Linked DNA regions of Homo sapiens: region 2 is linked to region 1. A link is an interaction called in ENCODE POLR2A ChIA-PET data of the cell type or tissue named here. Cell type or tissue: Caco-2. All regions are shown on one strand. Links, peaks and the distances in the headings refer to the core of each region. The heading gives the core; the rest is flanking DNA.

Region 1 (4,389 bases), core at 282-4,281:
TATATTTTTTATTTTTTATGGAGACAGGGTCTCATTCTGTTGCCCAGGCTGGTCTTGAACTCCTGTCCTCAAGCGATCCTCCCACCTGAGCCTCCCAAAGTGCTCACAGGTGTGAGCCACTGCCTGGCCATATGAACAATTTTTCCTGTCATGTTGGGAAGAATCTCACATGAAGATTAAAACCCCACAGTAATACAATTATAGCATCATAGAAAGAATAATAGTTATGTTCCCAATAGAGACTTTTTTAAAACAAAGGAGCAGATCAACTAGATGGTACCCACCATCAGCACACCCATCAAAGTGGAGTTATTGTTATAGAATGAATTGCGTCCTCCCCAAGTTCATATATGGAAGTCCCAAGCTCCAATTTGTGGTATTTGAAGATAGGGGCTTTGGGAGGAAATCAGGTTTAGATGAGGTTATGAGGGGGGGCTCTCATGGTGAGATGAATGCTCTTATAAGAAGAAACCGTGACGAGCTAGCACTCCCTCCATCATGTGAGGACACAGCAAGAGGGCATCAGCTGTAAGCCAGGAAGAGGGACCTCACCATACCCAACCATCCTGACATCCTCATGTCAGACTTCCAGCCTCCAGAACCATCAGAAAATAAATATCTGTTTTTTAACTCACTCAGTCTATGCTTTTTTTTTTTTTTTTTTTTTTTTTTGAGACAGAGTCTCACTCTGTCACCCAGGCTGGAGTGCAGTGGCGTGATCTCGGCTCACTGCAACCTCTGCCTCCTGGGTTCAACTGAGTCTCCTGCCTCAGCCTCCCAAGTAGCTGGGATTACAGGCGCGAGTCACTGCACCCAGCTAATTTTTGTATTTTTAGTAGAGACAGGGTTTCACTATATGGTCCAAGCTGGTCTTGAACTCCTGACCTCAGGTGATCTGCCTGCCTTGGCCTCCCGAAGTGCTGGGATTACAGGCATGAGCTACCACGCCTGGCCCAGTCTATGGTATTTTGTTATGGCAGCCCAAGCTGACCAAGACAGTTATGATCACATTTGAAAAATGCAACTAAAACCAGGCAAAGAAACCTGGAAGTACACACAATTATCCAGAATAATTAATAATAGTAATAACTCATTTTATTAGAAACATAGCCTTCTCAGTTAGGGTTGCCATTTTATGTCAAGAAAGGGGAACGTGGCCGGGCGCGGTGGCTCACACCTGTAATCCCAGCACTTTGGGAGGCCAAGGTGGGCGGATCACGAGGTCAGGAGATCGAAACCACCCTGGCTAACACAGTGAAAACCCGTCTCTACTAAAAATACAAAAAATTAGCCAGGCATGGTGGCGGGCACCTGTAGTCCCAGCTACTCGGGAGGCTGAGGCAGGCGAATGGCATGAACCCGGGAGGTGAGCTTGCAGTGAGCCGAGATCACGCCACTGCACTCCATCCTGGGCGACAGAGCGAGATTCCGTCTCAAAAAAAAAAAAAAAAAAAAGAAAAAAAAAGAAAGAGGAACGTGTTTCTTCAGGAAATTGATAAAATGTGATTGGGAAAAGGACCAAGAGATGACTGCACTCCAGCCAAGAACTTACCCACAGAACTCACAGTGAAACAGACACTGAGGAGCAAGATGGATACGACTGCCATGGACCAGACCTTCAACTGGAACCACCAGAGTCCTTTCTCTGTCAGATCAGCATGACAAATGCACAGTCATAATCCCCACTGCCAAAGAGCCAGGAAACCAGAGTCCCAAAAATCTTAGAATAATAAAGTCAGGCTATGATCAAAACTAATTAAAACAGAAAAAATGTGAAAGCAAAAAGAGATTATAGAAATTATCTCAGAACAAATGACCAGATAGTACCCTGGAACCCAAGACAAATCCAGGCAAAACTCTCAGAGTAAACTGTACTTTCCAATTCCTTACTCTCTTTTCCCTTGAATTGCACAGCCTTGGCCTCAAACTTCCAGGCTTAAGTGGTCCTCCTGCCTCAACCTCTGAGTAGCTGGGACTTTAGGCATTTGCCTGCATGCCTGGCCAAATTCATATTCCTTTAAGGCCTTCTAGGCCCGAGTTGTTTTTCTTTTTTTCTTTTTTTTGAGATGGAGTTTCACTCCTGTTGCCCAGGCTGGAGTGCAATGGCACGATCTCGGCTCACTGCAACCTCCGCCTCCCAGGTTCAAGTGATTCTCCTGCCTCAGCCTCCCAAGTAGCTGGGATTACAGGCATGTGCCACCACGCCTGGCTAATTTTCTATTTTTAGTAGAGACAGGGTTTCTCCATGTTGGTCAGGCTGGTCTCGAACTCCTGACCTCAGGTGCTCTGCCCACCTCGGCCTCCCAAAGTGCTGGATTACAGGCGTGAGCCACCGCGCCCGCCCGGCCTTTCTTTTTTTCTTTCATCTTTCCCTGATCCAAGTATCTTGGGTCCATACCTGTTTCCATACTGAAATTACTATTATTTATGAAAAGCTGTCTACTTCTTCTTCCAAAGTCATCCCTATCACCTCAATGCCTGTTTCCCACTCCATCCTGCTCCTACTACCTTCCCTAGAACTGAGAAGATGAGTGCTTACCTCGGTCTTGAGGCTCTTCTTCAGGCACCATTGTGTGTGCGCACACCCTTTGGACTTCCTCTATCAGGTGGGTGCAGAAGCTCTTGTATCACTTTCTCCAAAGATGTTACTTTCGGGGTGTGGTTCTTTCAAACAAGCCAAGCCCTTAGATCCTTCTTCGCCTACTCTTGCAAAGGAAGAGATGTGACTTAGGAGACTCTGCAGTGAGCTAAAGCTTTCAATTTAAAACATACATCATGTTCAGAAATAAGGAAACACAAACAAGGAAATCGAGAAATACATGAAAAACAGTTCATGGTTGCAGGTCTGATTGTCTTTTTTTTTTTTTTTTTTTTTTTTTTCTAGACAGGGTCTCACTCTGCCACCCAGGCTGGAGTATAGTGGTGCAATCTCAGCTCACTACTACCTCTGCCTCGCGGGTTCAAGCGATTCTCCTGCCTCAGCCTCCCGAGCAGCTGGGACTACAGGCATGTGCCACCATGCCCAGCTAATTTTTGTATTTTTAGTAGTGACAGGGTTTCATCATACTGGCCAGGCTTGTCTCGAACTCCTGACCTCCTGCCGTTGCACTCCAGCCTGGGCAACAAGAGCAAAACTCCATCTCCAAAAAAAAAAAAAAAAAAGCCTCTTTCATTTGTAAATTGCCCAGTCTCAGGTATGTCTTTATCAGCAGTATGAAAACGGACTAATACAGCCTCCCAAAGTCCTGGGGTTACCGTTGTGAGCCACCACGTGCCCGGCCACTGCTGAGTAATCTTAAATAGAGAAAATCCATTATAGCCTATGCTACTCAAATGGAGATGTTTGGTTGAAGGATGGTTACAACTACTGGTGAAATAGACACTGAGAAAGAAAGAACCTAGGTATTCCAGAATCTTCCCAGAGTTCAACTGAGATTTAATTGTAGAGTAGTGAGAAAAAAGTTTTGAGCTGGGCACGGTGGCTCATGCCTATAATCCCAGCACTTTGGGAAGCTGAGGTGGGCGGATCACGAGGTCAAGAGATCGAGACCATCCTGGCCAACATGGTGAAACCCCGTTTCTACTAAAAATACAAAAATTAGCCAGGTGTGGTGGTGCATGCCTGTAGTCCCAGCTACTCAGGAGGCTGAGGCAGGAAAATTGCTTGAACCCGGGAGGCGGAGCTTACAGTGAGCCGAGATCGTGCCACTGCACTCCACCCTGGGTGACAGAGCAAGACTCAGTCTCAAAAAAAAAAAAGTTTTGAGTTAGCAGCCATCCTTTGAGATATTTTAGGACCCAGACCAATGAGATCCTTTCTAAGCTGTATACTTGCTGAAACAACTTAAAGTCCTGTTTGGTCTCTTGTCTACCTCCCATTTACAGTTCCCTGAACCTCCCTCTGCCCCTGCCTCAGGGGTTCTCCCTGTTGCTTTCCTCTGTCTTGGATTAAAATGTAGAGTATGAGGGTATTCCTTTGAGTATACAATGCTGAGAAGAAAGGAGCAAAGGCAAAAATGAGAAAAATAATTTAAAATAGAACAAATTATAAAAGCAGAAAGAATGACAAATTATTTTCTCAGAAGAAAAGCAGAATTGCATGTAGGCCCAGCTCAGGTGACATCCCAGCAGAATGCTTTGAGTATGACCAGAGTATTGCAAAAGCTACAGCTGAAGAGGATAAATCTAGATAAGAATTGGTAGATGGTTTGCTCACTACTTCTTCCCCCGGTTGGTGAGGGAGGGAGTCCCAACCCAGGGTTATGGGTGGCTGGACACACAACACCCGACACTGGACAGATAAGACTGACAGCAGTTCAGCTGCATGTACTCACGGCCTGAGGCAGGAGGGCACCGCACACCATGCAGGGTCAGACAGAGGTTGCACTT
Region 2 (4,389 bases), core at 260-4,259, 79 kb after region 1:
AATAAGATTATAATTGGCCAGGCGCAGTTGCTCACGACTGTAATCCCAGCACATTGGGAGGCTGAGGTGAGTGGATCATCTGAGGTCAGGAGTTCAAGGCCAGGCTGACCAACAAGGTGAAACCCTGTCTCTATTAAAAATACAAAAATCAGCCGGGTGTGGTGGCAGGTGCCTGTAGTCCCAGCTACTCAGGAGGCTGAGACAGGAGAATTGCTTGAACCTGGGAGGCAGAGGTTGCAGTGAGCCGAGATCGAGCCACTGCACTCCAGCCTGGGCAACGGAGTAAGACTCTGTCTCAAAACAAAACAAAACAAAACCTCAACATATTATATGATGACGTCAAGCTTGTGGGGAAAGATATTAGGTTGGTACAAAAGTAATTACTTGAGCAGTTTAAACAAGCAATAAATAGTTATCACAATTATCTACCTTATCACAATGTCTACACATCAAAAACCTAATGTACATGTACACATCTCAATAAAACTTCTTGGGCCAGGTGAGGTGGCTCACACCTGTAATCCCAGCACTCTGGGAGGCATAGGCGGGCAGATCACTTGAGGTCAGGAGTTCGAGACCAGCCTGACTAACCTGGAAAAACCCTGTCTCTACTAAAAACACAAAATTAGCCAGGCGAAGTGGTGCACGCCTGTAATCCCAGCTACTCAGAAGGCTGAGGCAGGAGAATCACTTGAACCCAGGAGGTGGAAGTTGCAGTGAGCCGAGATTGTGCCACTACACTCCAGCCGGGGTGACAGAGACTCTGTCTCAAAAAAAAAAAAAAAAAAGAATACATTGTTTGCACAAAAGTAGGTTGGAAAAGTGATTTCCAAGCCTGCTATGCATCAGACTGATTGATTGATTGATTGATTTTTAGATGGTGCATCCACCACGCCCGGCTAATTTTTATATTTTTAGTAGAGACAGGCTTTTGCCATGTTGGTCAGGCTGGTCTCGAACTCCTGATCTCAGGTGATCTGCCAGCCTCAGCCTCCCACAGTGCTGGGATTAGAGGCATGAGCCACTGTCCCCGGCCCAGATTTATTTTTTTACAGGCAATTTCCAGCCCTCTTACACGGAGACTCTGGATTCAGCTGACTCAGGAATCCCATCCCCCATAATTCCGGTGCAGCTAACTTTGGGTGATGATTATATGTGGAGCAAAATCTGCTCATTGACTAAATTGGGAGCCACTTTAGTCCAACAATAATTAAGGTATAGGCTGGGCATGGTGGCTCATGCCTGTAATCCTAGCACTTTGGGAGGCCGAGGCGGGTGGATCACTTGAAGCCAGGAGTTCAAGACCAGACTGGTCAACATGGTGAAAGCCCGTCTCTACTAAAAATACAAAATTAGCTGTGTGTGGTGTCGGCCGCCTGTAATTCCAGCTACTTGGGAGGCTGAGGCAGGAGAATCACTTGAACCCAGGAGGTAGAGGTTGCTATGAGCTGATATTGCGCTACTGCACTCTAGCCTGGGCGACAGAGCAAGACTACCTCTCAAAAAAAAAAAAAGAAAGAGCAAGCCAGGCGCGGTGGCTCATGCCTGTAATCCCAGCACTTTGGGAGGCCGAGGCGGGCAGATCACAAAGTCAGGAGATTGAGACTATCTTGGCTAACACACAGAAACCCAATCTCTACTAAAAATGCAAAAAATTAGCTGGGCATGGTGGCACGTGCCTGTAGTCCCAGCTACTTGGGAGGCTGAGGCAGAAGAATCGCTTGAACCCGGAGGCAGAGGTTGCAGTGAGCCAAGATTGCATCACTGCACTCTAGCCTGGGTGACAAAGTGAGACTCCTCTGTCTCACAAAAAAAAAAAAAAAGAAAGAAAAGAAAAGAAAGAAAGAAAGTATGCACATACCACTCTGAAGTGGGAGGAGTCTGTTCCTCAGAATGCTCATGGATCATCTGTAATTTCCCACAGGTGATTTTTTTCTGACCCTGTTTTGCAGGGCCCAGACTGTGGTGAGGCAGCTAGGGAGTTGCCTCAGGTGCATTCTTTTATTCTTTCTTTTTTTTTTTAAACAGGCACAGAACTAACGCAAGGTACATTCTTTAAAGAGGTGCTCATTCTCAGGGCTACACTTGCACGTAGCTGCCTCACCTGCCTAGTCCCAGCTCTGCTGCTCTGGAAAGTCTCGGGAGCACATTTTTCTCCAGTAATACGTGTGGCCTACATTATCATTTCCAAATGAGGAAATTTGAGACTGGGATTCATCAAAATCACCTAGGAGGCTTTTTCTAACTACTGTGTATTTCCTCCCAAGTTTTTTTTTTTTTTAAGACAGGGTCATGCTATATTGCCCAGGCTTGACTCCTTGGCTTAAGTGATATTCCCACCTCAACCTCTGAGTAGTAACTGGGACTACAGGCATGAGCAGCCACCACACCTGGCTCCTTGTACATTCTGATAAAACAGCTTCTAACCCCTCACAAGAAGCACTGCCACTTCAAATACAAATATCTGGTGTGTTAGGTAGGAGAAAAGGCCAAGAACCAACTTAGTATTAAAATGCTCAAAATACTAAGTTTTGCAAAATGCTTTGTTACAAAATGATTTAATCCCATTGATCAAAGACTAATGGAAAACCCTCAGGGGATGAAGTACAAGGGTGCTCTTCATATCCGTATTTTATCCACAATTGACTAGAAGGCACAGGAGTACTCTCTTCCCACAATCCACACTCAATAGCAGGAAGCTGATATTTGCATGGAATACAAGGGTTACCTGTCAAATGCTAGCTTCTGTTTTGCCGCCCTCTTTAAACTATCATGCTCCCTATTCTACTTGTAAAAACATAGAGACTGGTAAAGTCAGCTCAGTCTGAAGTTGCCAGTGTACTTCCAGGCTCGCTCTTTTTTCTTTCTTTCTTTCTTTCCTTCCTTCCTTCCTTCCTTTCTTTTTTCTTTCTTTCTTTCTTTCTTTCTTTCTTTCTTTCTTTCTTTCTTTCTTTCTTTTTCCTTTTTCTTTCCTTTCCTTTCCTTTCTTTCCTTTCTTCTCTCTCTTTCTCTCTCTCTTTCTCTCCTTTCTCTCTTTCTCTCCTTTCTCTCTCTCTCTTTCTCTCCTTTCTCTCTCTTTCTCTCCTTTCTCTCTCTCTCTTTCTTTCTCTCTCTCTCTTTCTTTCTTTCTTTCTTTCTCTTTCTTTCTTTCTTTCTTTTTATTTCTTTCTATAAGGAGTTCTGCCCTGGTTGCTCCGGCTGGAGTGCAATGGCGCAATCTCCACTCACTGCAACCTCCGCCTCCCAGATCCAAGAAATTCTCCGGCCTCAGCCTCCTGAGTAGCGCACCACCACGTCCAGCTAATTTTTGTCTTTTTTTTTTTTTTTTTTTTTTAGACGAAGTTTCTCACTCTGTCACCCAGGCTAGAGTGCAATGGCGCAATCTCAGCTCACTGCAACCTTCGCCTCCCGGGTTCAAGCGATTCTCCTGCCTCAGCCTCCTGAGTAGCTGGGACTACAGAGGCACACCGCCACCATGCCTGGCATTTTAAGTGAAATATTGTAAGACACGTTTGACCCTAAAGTATCACACTCACAGCATTGATCCCAGAGAGCTGCTGAGAGAGCTGGAGCACAATGGAAATGATGATGGGCTGTCGGTAGCTGGACACTCTAAAGAGCTCCAGCACGGTGACTTGCTTTTCTTGTGACATCCTTGCACTCTCATCTTTCATCTCCTGGATGTCTTGGGATACATCCTGGGTGCCCCACAACCGCTGGAGGACTGGTGAAAAGAAGAAAGAGGAAAGGATAAAGAGAATGTGCTGCCCCAAATTCATTCTTCCTGTAAGGCAGCCAGGAAAGGGCCGCACGAGGTGAGGTGATGGGTAGCATCCATTCCTGAACCTGCCCTCTCACCTCATTCTTTAGGGGCTGAAAATTTTACTCAAGAGTAATCAGAGCCCAGTGCGGTGGCTCGTGCCTGTAATCCCAGCATTTTGTGAGGCCGAGGCTTGTGGATCACCTGAGGTGAGTTTGAGACCAGCCTGGCCAACATGGTGAAAGCCCATCTCTAATAAAAATACAAATTAGTCGCTGCTTTGTCTATCGAGTAGCCATTCTTTTATTCCTTTACTTTCTTAATAAACTTGCTTTCACTTAAAAAAAAAATACAAATTAGATGGGTTGGGCGCGGTGGCTCACACCTGTAATCCCATCACTTTGGGAGGCCAAGGCAGGCGAATCACAAGGTCAGGAGTTTGAGACCAGCCTGGTCAACATGGTGAAACTCCATCTCTAATAAAAACACAAAAACATTAGCTGGCGTGGTGTCGCGCGCACCTGTAGTCCCAGCTACTCGGGAGGCTAAGGCAGGAGAATCACTTGAACCTGGGAGGCAGAGGTTGCAGTGAACCGAGATTGCGCCACTGCACTACAGCCTGGGCAACA

What was found. Peaks named below come from ENCODE experiments on the same cell type or tissue, not always from the same donor. Only the 100,000 strongest peaks of a DNase experiment are listed, where the experiment ranks them.
Region 2: POLR2A ChIA-PET joins it to region 1 with 12 read pairs; 3 of 35 experiments call an interaction of 5 or more read pairs at or near these places.

The regions. Positions count from the first base shown.
Region 1 is chr12:7,744,779-7,749,167 of GRCh38, forward strand. It overlaps CLEC4C (C-type lectin domain family 4 member C), which reads right to left and starts at 2,597. Exons shown (of 6, transcript NM_001371390.1): 1 at 2,540-2,597; 2 at 1,553-1,645. The coding sequence starts at 2,570. RefSeq lists an enhancer at 4,373-4,389. In Caco-2, for the core only: no CTCF peak of the experiment used is centred there; no DNase peak of the experiment used is centred there.
Region 2 is chr12:7,823,959-7,828,347 of GRCh38, forward strand. SLC2A14 (solute carrier family 2 member 14) reads right to left here. Exons shown (of 11, transcript NM_001286234.2): 7 at 3,537-3,724. Among named protein-coding and RNA genes, the nearest start is that of NANOG, 37 kb to the left of the region's middle. RefSeq lists an enhancer at 2,367-2,903. In Caco-2, for the core only: no CTCF peak of the experiment used is centred there; a DNase peak (open chromatin) is centred at 1,933.